2 separate regions of the Homo sapiens genome follow, and region 2 is linked to region 1. Evidence: chromatin contacts called from ENCODE Hi-C or POLR2A ChIA-PET data. All regions are on one chromosome and are shown on one strand. Each heading gives the region's core, a stretch centred on a gene start or an enhancer-like site at or near the end of the contact. The rest is flanking DNA. Distances are from core to core; before and after follow the strand shown.

What was found. A loop is a pair of places that touch in the nucleus more often than their neighbours do. ChIA-PET counts read pairs that join two places held with the same protein, here RNA polymerase II (POLR2A). Pooled maps may share reads with other maps.
Region 2: a loop to region 1 is called in a map of endothelial cell of umbilical vein, with 2.7 times the contacts of the local background. The contact joins two enhancer-like sites. A Hi-C loop is called at or near these places in 1 of 168 maps with a recorded cell type or tissue (endothelial cell of umbilical vein) and 1 of 50 pooled maps. POLR2A ChIA-PET finds 5 or more read pairs at or near these places in 2 of 52 experiments (PC-3 and PC-9).

The regions. Positions count from the first base shown.
Region 1 is chr1:218,377,683-218,383,803 of GRCh38, forward strand. All of the region lies in intron 1 of TGFB2 (transforming growth factor beta 2), which reads left to right. Among named protein-coding and RNA genes, the nearest start is that of TGFB2-AS1, 35 kb to the left of the region's middle. Within about 2 kb of position 2,874, at least 7 of the 41 ENCODE cell types and tissues checked have a DNase peak (open chromatin) inside an H3K27ac peak, as active enhancers do.
Region 2 is chr1:219,301,203-219,307,323 of GRCh38, forward strand. It overlaps a transcript of LYPLAL1 not described here. Among named protein-coding and RNA genes, the nearest start is that of LYPLAL1, 130 kb to the left of the region's middle. Within about 2 kb of position 3,794, at least 4 of the 41 ENCODE cell types and tissues checked have a DNase peak (open chromatin) inside an H3K27ac peak, as active enhancers do.

The sequences.
Region 1 (6,121 bases), core at 1,624-4,123:
CCCCCGACCCCTGGGAAGTCCAGTCGTGGCCTATACCCTGGGTAGCTGTGGCTGGGGAGAAACTCTGCCCAGTTTCATGCAGAAGCAGGACAGATGCTTCCAAAGGATGCAGTCTGAGGTCCCAGAAGACCTTACTGAGAAAAAAGTCTTTTCTTCTTTCTTACTAATATAACCCCAGCATCCATCTTCCTGTGTCTTCCTTAAATTGAATCCTGAGATGAGGCTTCCCATTTGCCACCACCTCCTTCGTTTTAATTCATTACATATATTATAGTGTGTTTGTTTGTTTGTTTGTTTGTTTGTTTGTTTTTGATACAGAGCCTTGCTCTGTTTCCCAGGCTGGAGTGCAGTGGTGCCATCTTGGCTCACTGCAACCGCCGCCTCCCGGGTTCAAGCAATTCTCCTGCCTTAGTCTCCTGAGTAGCTGGGATTACAGGCCCCTGTCACTATGCCTGGCTAATTTTGGATTTATTTATTTATTTATTTATTTATTTATTTATTTATTTAAGATGGAGTCTTGCTCTGTCGCACCAGGCACTCTATGAGTGCAATGGTGCGATCTTAGCTCACTGCAACCTCCGCCTCCCGGGTTCATGTGATTCTCCTGCCTCAGCCTCTCGAGTAGTTGGGATTACAGGCGCCCGCCACTGCGCCCAGGTAATTTTTGCATTTTTAGTAGAGACGGGGTTTCGCCATGTTGGCCAGGCTGGTTTCGAAGTCCTGACCTCAGGTGATCCGCCCGCCTCGGCCTCCCAAAGTGCTGGGATTACAGGCGTGAGCTACTGCACCCGGCCATTTTTTGGGTATTTTTAGTAGAGACGAGGTTTCACCATGTTGGCCAGGCTAGTCTCGAACTTCTGACCTCAAGTGCTCCTCCCCCCTCGGCCTCCCAAAGTGCTGGGATTATAGATGTGAGCCACCGTGCCCAGCCTGTTCATTTTGCTGTTGAGACAGAGTCTCACTCTGCCACCCAGTCTGGGGTGCAGGGACCATAGCTCACTGCAGCCTGGAACTCCTGGCCCCAAAGGATCCTTCCGCCTCAACCTCCTAGAGCGCTGGGATCACAGGGGTGCTACACCACACCCGGCCTGTTTTTTTTTTCTTATACAGAAGGGACCTGAGGAAACAATATGCATTGTGAGTGCACACCAGAGGGATAGAGAAAGGCAGACAAGGAAAGGAGAGGAAAGGCGGGTAATGGAAGAAGAGGTGTGGCAAGGGCAGCAGCCTTCACATTGCTTCCTCGCTGGGTCTGTGGCTATTACCCTCCTGAGCAGCACCTTCTCAGGCCAGCTCGGTCTAGAAAGCTGTCTGCCAGCAGATTCTAGTTGTCATCCCAGCAGTCCTTAAAACATGACCTGCCACCCACAAGGGAAATCTGGTCTCATTAGTACCTTTAATTATAAAAGCAGACCGAGAACACATGGTACATTTTCTTTCTTTCTTTCTTTTTTTTTTTTCTTTTTTAGAGACGGAGTCTCACTCTGTCACCCAGGCTGGAGTGCAGTGGTGCGATCTCGGCTCACTGCAAGCTCCGCCTCCCGGGTTCACGCCATTCTCCTGCCTCAGCCTCCTGAGTAGCTGGGACTACAGGCGCCCGCCACCACACCTGGCTAATTTTTTTGTATTTTTAGTAGAGACAGGGTTTCACCGTGGTTCGCCAGGATGGCCTCGATCTCCTGACCTCATGATCCACCCGCCTTGGCCTCCCAAAGTGCTGGGATTACAGGCGTGAGCCACCGTGCCCGGCCAGTACCTTTTCTTTATTTTTTAATTTTATTTCTTTTTCTTTCTTTCTTTCTTTCTTTTTTTTTTTTTTACTTCTGCGAGCCTGGAACATCTTTTCTTTAATTTGATGCTGTCTTTCTTCCTCTCTAATGCTCAAATCTAGCTTTCATATTTTTTCTCAAGGTTGTCATTTGACAGGAGGTTTTATTTAAAAGTTCTGAGGTTAAATACCTGGAAGATAAGATGAAGCCAGTTGAAAACAGTGTCCTTTTTCTGTTCTCATGCCTGAGAGAAGTTCAGTCAGTCCTGATTTTTCAATCGGGGTAGACCAAAGTTTAAGTCAGCTGGCTGTGATACAATCTTATTTTACCATTTTCTTTCACATGCTTTTAGTTAATGGAGGAAGCTGGGTCTTAAAATATCCAATTGCATTTAACTTCTTTTACTTACTTAAGGAACCAGTTACCCTTTGATAAGTACCTATGTCTAGTTCCTTTTATCCACAGTTGGTATTTAGTCAATAATAACAATAACAACAATAATAATACCGATGCGGTGCTTCATATACTCCAGGCACTCTTCTAAACACTTTTAGAGACATCGATATTCATTTGATCCTGGCAATAATAGGTATTATTACTCTCTTTGTTTCACATGTGAGGAAACCAAGGCAGAGAGAGATTAAATAACTTGCCCAAGCTGTGAGATAGTAGAGCTGAGACATTTACCTATCAAAGTCGCTGCCATCGTCAGCACTCACTCGCATTCATTGGAAGCTCAAGTCGGTGACCAATCATGTGTCCCTAAAGCAGCAGTACAGTGTAATGATTAAGGGCACAAACTCTGGAATGAAAATGGCCTAGGTTTGTGTGTTTGGGGACGGACATTCCACTCTAGAAGTAGATTCCACCTGGCCTAAAATGTGTAAATCACTGTGCTATCACACCAAGTTAGAAACTCACATGGTGCACACACATGCTAAGCTCCTTACAGTCTGAAACTGGCAACAGTAATCAGCATGCAAAGTTCTCTTTAGATGGCCTGTTTTTTTTTTCCTAGCTAACCCCTTTGATTAGCAAATAGTACAAATGTTTATAGAGTTGGAAGATTTTTAATATCTTTATTTGAATTGCACAAAGCAGCCAAATGTAGTTTGGCCCTAGGCTGCAGAGTATATGTGTCCGGGTGCCAAGAAGCAACTGCACTCCGCCTGGGATGCCAAGCATTCCAGACCTGTTACCTTGTAAGTGTAATATTTACCAGATTTTTGCTTCATCTGGAGATGAAGAGCAGAGATGAATAGAGTGGGGGTGGGTCAGGCTGCTGGGAAGGGAGCTCAGTGTTGAGAGGAATCCCTGAATGAGTAGGTAGCTGGGAAGGGAACAGAGATTTGCCAGAAAAAGCCCTTTTGCTGGCAACTTGGAATCTAGGAAAAAATAACAGAGGCTAACATGCTGGGGTGCTTACCATGTGCCAGGCATAGTGCCAAATGTTCTGCTTTCATGAGCCTATCTCATCCTTTCAATTCTATGAGATAGATGCTATTATTATCCCTACTTTGTAGATGGGAAAAGTGCAGCTGAGAGAGTTAATTACCCAAGATCAATTCTCTTCTGTTCCAAGGTCTCTTTGTTACTTTAGTAAAACTAGTACAGAGCAAGGAATGACAGTGCATCAAGCCGAACCCCAACAAGTCAAGGCACTTACAGTATCTTCTGTTGGTTCTTACTTTCTCTAACCTTCGCAACTGCCCTGAAAGTTAGGTGTTGTTAACATTTTACAGACGAGGAAACTGAGGCCTTAGAGCTTAAGATATTTGCCAAAGGCACATTTTTGTTTTTGTTTTTGTTTTTTTTTTTTTTTGAGACAGAGTCTCGCTCTGTTGCCCAGGCTGGATTGAAGTGGCACAGTCTTGGCTCACTGCAAGCTCCGCCTCCCGGGTTCACGCCATTCTCCTGCCTCAGCCTCCTGAGTAGGTGGGACTACAGGCAACCGCCACCAAGCCCAGCTAATTTTTGTATTTTTAGTAGAGACGGGGTTTCACCTTGTTAGCCAGGATGGTCTGGATCTCCTGACCTCGTGATCCACCCGCCTCGGCCTCCCAAAGTGCTGGGAGTACAGGTGTGAGCCACAGCGCCCGACTGAAAGGCCAGATTTTTAAGTGGTAAATCCAGGAGTAGAATCTGGGTCTGCTGAATCCCACATCTTAAATCTCTTTGTGTTCAAACATGACGTCTTCATTAGGCACCAGTGACAAGATCACAAATAAAACAAAACTCTATCTCTGGACAAGCTCAATTTTCTGCGATGTTCCTAAAAGGGAAGGGGATTGAGGCAGAGCTCCAGGTAGCTTGTACTGAATCCTGTGTGTGAATAAACAGAGGTAGTAGATGAGATAGTGCTACTAGGTGTGTGTGTAGGGGTGTGTGTGTGTGTGTGCACACGCGCGTGCCTATGCACACAATGGGGCAGTTGTAGGCTGGAGCAGGGAAGATTTATTTTTAAATTGAAGAAATTAGTAGTTGCCAGAGAAGCACATGTGCAATGTCTTATGTTTTACTTTCATCATCTCTCCATCTGATGAATAAATTTTAAGGGGATTCCTGCAGGTCAGCAGAAAGAGAGGGTGAAATCTAGCCCTAGTTCTTTGCTGCCCTTACCAGATGGAGGCCACCATTAAAGCCCTCAACTCAACTGAAAAAAAAAATTTTATGAAGTATTTTTGTGAAAATTAAGCTATAGCATTGGAAACCACTCTTTACATCCCCCTCCCCACCTCCTGCAGTGCTCAAAGCTGTCTTCCAAGGAAGCTGGAAATATAAGTAGAAAAAATATCTTGCCCAGAGGCCCCTGGCAAGAGCTCTTAATCAGCTACTGGTACCTTTGCTTTTGGGGACTGTAGCTTTGGTTGAGTCTCACCCAAAAATCAATGTTTTTAGCTGAAGGCGGAAAATTATAAAAGCAAAGGTGTGAAGTGAAGCTCTTTGGTTAGTGCTGTCAGTGGAAGAACAGTCACCCCAGTGGAGTAATAGGTGCCCCAAGACACATACACACGCTTGAGCAGGACCACTGATTCATCCAGGCGCTCGCTGATGTGAGACTGATAAAGTGACTTATTTTTAAGCAGTTGATCATACTTCTGAATTAAAGTATTCATAGATTATTCAGAAATAATAAATTTGTTTTGTGGAAAGTGAGATTTTTTTTTCTCTACTTACTTCACAGTACCACCATGTCCCACTGGACATTTGGACACATAGGAACTGAATTCAAGGGATGATTTTCTATCACTTGAAATCTTAAAGTAGAAGAGAGATGGAGTGATTTGCTTGTGATGAATCGGCCAGTCTCTGGGTAAAAAAGTCAGGACTAGGAAAACAAGGACTAAAGTCACAAACTTCTGCTCCCAACACAATCACTAAGATCACCTTCAAATGCCACTTCTACTTCCCGTAGGAGTTCTAGTCTTTCATGAGTATTCAATTTTAAGCACTGGTGGTCTATATGGAGGTATGAGGTGGTGTTTCTCTTTTGGCTACTCATCTCAAATTTTGAAAATAAATGTTCATGGGGGTAAGAAGATTGTTTTATGACACTAGCCTACTGTAAATTCTTTTTGGAGTCTTCTTGAAAATATTTGAGTTTTTAAATTAAACACTAGGTGATAAGGAAAGGTTTCAAGGGAGGATAAAGTTAAAAAGAAAGGCAATTCCCAACGAAGAGGAAAGAAACCTATGTGATGGAGTCTTAAGCTTTTGTATTCTGCCCTTGGATATTACAGCAAGGCCCTAGGACTGGATTTATGATGCAACCAGGGGTTTAATTAGAAGACTATGAGCTCGAATGGAGCCACATTTAGACAGAATCTGAAACCTCTGTTTTGTCAATGCATAATTCTACAGGAATTTGCAAGTGACCTTTATTTTTTTAGGAGGGTCCAAAATTCAAAGCTGGAAAGCATGTGTCCTTTTTAATGTATAGTCTATTGCAAATATGAATCTGCCTTTAGAAAAACACAAGACCATTTTAAAATGCAATAATAGGGCTGCTAATTTGCCCTTCAGAAGTCATTTTTCATTTTCTTTGTTGGGAAAGCAGGTGCATGAGAAGTGTGTGTATGTGGGGGGTGTGGGGGAGAGGGAGAGTGTCCTCAGGTGTTCATTGTCACACAGCCCTCAAGTGGCTTCACAGGCAGAAAGTCCTAGCAAGAAATGGCAGTCCTTGCAGAAGCCCTTTGTCCCTTCAGCCATACTGTTTGTGAGTTTTTTTACTGAAGGATTTTCACACAGCTACGTGGCGAAGGACTTGCGAGATTTGATTATATATCCCATGAGTCAGGTTTCGATGGGTTACAGATTGCAATAAAATCAACCACAGGCTTTGGAAAAACTTT
Region 2 (6,121 bases), core at 2,544-5,043, 920 kb after region 1:
CTTATTGGTTGAGCATCCTATTTATTCAAGGCAAAAGAGATACAAAATAAATAAACACATACTTTTCCCCAAGGTATTCACAGTAATCTAAGAAAACAGGTACAAAAAGACGTAATTATGGTACAGAATGGTGAAGCTCATGTCTGACATATAAACATGTGAGGGAGCATAATTGGGCTTTCCAAATTTCAAGCTATCTAGAAATAAGAACTATATAGAAGAAAAATTGTACTAGAATAAAAGGAATTTGTGATTATAGAGCATGGGAAAAATGTAAGTTTATTTGCAATTCTATTTAGACCATGCTTTTATTGTAAAATATTTTTCAATAAACCACAAAAAAATCCAAAGTAATTTTATTTGCATTATACCTCTTAATCTTGTAGTGTTTCTGAGACATGGAAAAAGACAAGTGCTTTTATTTCTAATTTATAAATAAATGTGTATCTTAACTTCAGTTACTCAATTGCCCCCCAGAAAATATAACATAACCCTATTCAATAAGATTCTTTAAAAATTTTACAACTCTGAAAAGCTCTTCTATACTCTCCTATTTTTAACTAACAGTTATTTTTAAATGTACATTTTAATTCTTTTTCTCATTTTTGATACCTGATATATTTTAAATGCCTCTCTTTTTTATCACTTGCAAAAAGTGGCCAGTAACTAATTCTCCCTTCTCAAATTCCTTTTTGATTTTACAATAGTTCATATTTGTTTTGAATTTTTTAAAAAATACATGATACAGATAAGCAAAAACAAAGAAAAGACAGAATGAAAAAGAGAGAGAGAGAGAGAACTGGGGGTAGGGGCTCTAATTAGAAAAAGGAACTTCTGGAACAAGCAAAAAGGGGTGTGCATAGCAAGGCAGCATTGCCAGCAGTGTTAAGGGTGCACATGCTTCCTGACTTTCTCCCTGTGATGATCCTATTATTCTACAATTCTTAAATGTAGGTCCATCTATTATACTTATTTCTTTCTACTTCATTTGTACTTACCTCAGCTCAGAGGTGCTTCAATAACTGTTAACTGATCTTGCTTCTATCTCTCTCCATCCATTCAGATTACATTGCCTAAATTAGTATTTTCCAAGAGTCACTCTTCTGGGCAAGTATTTTCATTACCTTCACTGGTCTTATAGTATAGAATACCACTCCAGGCCCTGAGCATATTCTAACAGTAAGTTAATTTCAGCCTTATTTTTCACTATTCCCCTCTCCACCCCTGCTTTCCACAGCCCAGAAGCTCCTTATGTTGGTGAGGTGTAGGAGGAGCACGGTCCTCAGAATGAAACTGATCTGGGTGCAAATCCTGGCTTCATCACTACAGAGAGGTTGTGAATCTAGGCAAGTTTCCATATCTCTCTGAGTCTCAATTTTTTTTCATTTATGGAATAAACATAATATTTTTCACCTTGCAGGAACGTGTGGAGGACACATGAGAAAGGTATCCAAACATACATTGCCTAGTGTGGGGCACACCTTAGGTTCTCATTAAGAGTTAGTTTCTTTTCTCTCCAGTCAGATTGTCCCTTTCCCTTTTTCACCTCCAATCTTTGTCTGGGATGCCCACTTTTTCACATCCTTCTATTCTTGATGTTTTTCTCCTCTTTGAAGATCTTCTAGGTCATTCCAGCTCACAGGAATTCCTCTGCTTCCTCTAAATGCCTAATGCATTACATGCATTAGCCATTCACCACTCGTTGGTGGGATCTTTGAGATCTTTCTTGATATGCTGTCATGTTTTATTATTATTCTCCTGTATACAGTCCTCCCTGCATTCCTGCTTTGTTTCACAAAATAGACTATGAGCTCACCAAAAATAGGTCTATTCACTCTGTATTCTCAGTACCTCACACATTTCCAGAAGTATAGAAAATGCTCCACTATCTCTTTATTGAATTGATTTTTATATTTTATTATCTTCCCTAGGTCTTCCCTTGAATCTTAAATCATGAAATATTAATAATTAATCAATCAATTCATTTATTTATTTGTGCGTTTGTTTTCAACAACAATGTATTGGATGTTTACAATGTTCCAGGCACTGATCTAGTTACTCAAGACATAGCTATAAACTAAATAGACAAGTTTTTTGCTTTCATGGATTATCTTATAGTCTAGTGGGTAATAAAAACAATACAAATGTAGATTAATAAATAATTTAAGAGTCATGACTACTCTGAGGGAAATAAAACCAGGTGACAGGAGAGCTAGTGACAGATAAGCAGGGTTGTGCCTGGGGCTTGGGAATCCCCAAGACATTTTGGCCATGGAGCAGATGATCTGCAGCAGGCAATTGGTTGTTTCTTGTCACCCAGTGTTACTGGTGGTTGGAGCTCATCTACTATGTGCAGATCATAGAACATGTGAGCTGTGAGAGAACTCAACAGTGATGAAGTCTAGCAATTCTCAAATACTATTTTATTGCCATATATTTATTCAAGTGAAATCTCATAGGGAAGCCCATAACTCCTGGATGTTTTCATAATTCCGCTGAAAACCTTTGGTCTGGCTTATGTTCTTTACTTTTACAAATGAGGAAACAAATACAAATGGCACATGGAGATGAATGGTCAAAAATTAGATGGCAGACAGGTGTGAATGACATCATAGGTATCTTATGATACCTGATTGGCTCGGGTGGCTACTATGTTTTTCTGTTTGAAGAAACAGTTCCCTTCAAAACAAGTTTCCAACCTAGGGATATGATTTATTGCTCCATTGCAATTTTTAACAGTATTACCCAATTATTTACATAACTTATTCCCTAACTAGTTCTAAATAGTTTTTAGTTGTTGCTTAAGACCAAAACAATTATCTAATAAATATTTACAATGATTTACAAACATAAAGATTGAAGATGTATGTCCCCTTTAGGCTCAGCTGTAAATTACCTTCTCTCTCTCTGATCCCTATAATCCTTTATACCTCCCATATGATATTTGCCAGATTTTACCTTGTAAAATTGCTGTCACAACCTTTTCTGACCCTATACATAAAACTGCAAAAGGTCTGAGACCAGGAAATCATATCTTAATATATTTGTGGTACCCACTAAAAACAGTGCCATGCATTTATAGTAGATGCTAAATAACAAATATTAAATAATTATCCAAGATGCTCAGTTTAATTCAAGCAGACAGAGTCACTGAAAAATTATTTTGAGCATTGATAACATCACTGGCATATGTGGGTAGCCTGCCAGGTGGCAGTCTTGCCAAGGAAAGCATTCATTTGAATGTGTAAGATCTGGTATGTCATCAAAAGCCATTCGTATGATTTCATCGTCATGGCATCTATTTAGTGAGTGACTCTTAGATTACTTAGAGCAGGATGCTAGGTGCTTTGGGTGGGATTCAGAAGAGGCATAAAATATAATCCATTCCTTTAACAAATTAGCAGTGAAGACTGGGAAACAAGAGTCCAAAAATATAAAGTCGTGTATAATTAAGTTCTAAATTGTGTAGTGAAAGTAAGTGAGGCAGAAGTCCAAGGAGTGATCACTAAATGGTGGCTGTGGAGGGTAGGAAAGGCACCAGACCCTAGATTGCCATGAAAACACATATTGAGATGCCAAGTCGTCTACACAGATCTCTGAGGGAATTAAAGGCTAGTCTACACAAGGTCATAGCACAATAAACGAGTCGCAGGAATGAAGAACAAAATTGGCTTTCATTTTTCCTATCGGCAAAGAGGCTTGGCTTGACACAGTACTGCAGGTTTCAAAAATTCCAGTGTCAGATATTGTTCCTAAAGGAGAAACATTCTGAGAACTTGTGAGAATGCAAATTTGTCCTTGCACAGGAGGACGTCAGCCAAAGAGTTCCCAGACATTACTCACTGGTTCGGCATATCCCTCAACCTACTAGGCTAAGTTGTGCCATGTCACTGAGGGGACCACAGTCTGTTCTTACATGGACTGTGGCTCAAGAAATTAGGAATGGGAAGGACCAGAATTTACAGTGTGGAGATGAAAGGTACAAGCCTTATAAGGAGAGATCACAAAAGAAAAATGTTAGACTATCTGGAATGCCAGGTGATGAGATATGACATGTAACATGGGTAGTTAACCCATCAGGAGCTCTAGACACAAATATACTCCCTTTCTTTCAGGGTGTAGAGTACTCTGTAATTGGTGTAGGAAGCATATAAGGTGCTGTTTTCATAAGTCTTTAGCCTGGATGGAAAGTTATGCAGAAGTTAGAAAAGAGACATACTGAAGAAAAAAACAGCCGAAGATGCCTCCCCCTCAAGACTATTCATTTATCTATAAAGGATGTTTTGGGGTCACAAAATTGGATGATACTTCCAAGGACTCCATAAAATTATTGTGAAGCCTATAATGGCTGATGTAAAACACTGAAATAACAGTGCATGTCTTAAACTGATGCACGCAACTTGATTGAACAGGATAATGGCACAATGGCAGAAAGTGATATTCAGGGCATTGGGTATCTGTTGAAAACCCTATCGTTTACAAACAGAAATTTGTTGACCACTTACTCTGTGTTGGGTGCTGTACCAGGTGCTGTGAGAATATGAAAGAAATACAAGGCTGATTCCTCTGCTGAGAGAAATCTAAAATTGGAGGGGAAATGAGGATCCATATATGTCCTTGGCAAAACAACCTCTTTCTTCCAACACCACCAGCTTCATCATCACTATCAACTCTGAACTACAATACTTCCATTTTGTTTATGCGGTATTTTATGATTTAACCCAGGAATGTTGACAGTATTCTCCCATTTCCAGATTAAAGATATTTCATTTGTCCAGGTTATCTCAGGTTACATGAAAAGTAATCTTATCTTTGACACTCTGAAAGTCTCAGCTACTACTAGCGTTTTCTAACAGACAATGAACTCCATACATGTAATTTAGTTCACATCAATCATACAGAACATATAAATATATACATATGAATGGTATCTTCTTGAGTGTAGACTTTGAGAGGCCAAGTCCAAAATACTTTTGGAAAATCTCTTTGGAAATTGTCTTCAACAAATGCATTGCATTCTCTGGTTTCCTAATGCTGTCAGATATGTAACTTGTAAACAATAAATTTTATAAGTAACCAAAGGTTATTGGGAGCTCTGATGGTTAATTTTGTGTCAATATGACTGAGCCACAGGGAGCCCAGGTATTTGGTTTATGATTATTCTAGTGTGTCTGTGAGTGAGTTTCTGGATGAGATTAACATTTGAATCAGTAGAATGAGTAAAGCACACTGCCATCCCTAATTTGGGTGGGTGTCATCCAATTAGTTGAAGACCTTAATAGAACATAAAGTCTAGTAAGAAAGAATTCCTTCTGCATATCAACATGGGACATAAGTTTTTTATATTTTTTTCCTTTGGACTTGAAGGAAAGCACTGGCTCTTCCTGGGTCTCCAGCCTATTAGACTTGGACTGGAGTTACACCATCACCTCTCCTAGGTCTTCAGCTTGCTTATGTAGATATTGGGGCTTGTCATCCTCCATAATTATGTGAGCCAAATCCTTAAGATATATAGGTAGGTAGGTAGACAGACAGATGCATAGATAGATAGATAGATAGATAGATAGATAGATAGATAGATAGATACATAGACAGATGCATAGATAGATATAGATAGATAGATAGATAGATAGATAGATAGATAGATAGACAGACAGACAGACAGACAGATAGATAGAGATAGAAAGTAAATCTCCTATTGGTCCTGTTTCTCCGGAAAACCCTTATTGATGCAGAGGCCAAACTCAATGAATACATTAGTTGATAAGCTGGTAATACAATTTTTGGCCACATGTATTCCAAATGATATATATACACATACATATATATATATATATATGTATATATATATATATAATCATCTCATCCCTTATTTTTCTTATAGGATCATAAACTGACTTTGAAAGTAACTTTAAAATGGGAATTCCAAATAGCTCTTGAGCAATGGAAGTATGTGGCAGAGAAAACTAGCTGGTCACAAATTCATTTCTTCTTTCTACTTAGAATGCAGCTTGACTGCGTTTCCCGACTGTCTTGCTTGTGACTGAGTCTTCACATATACCCCTTTTAGGTGTGGCTTATAACGATCTCCCACACAAGATTTCACACTCTTTTCTGTTCA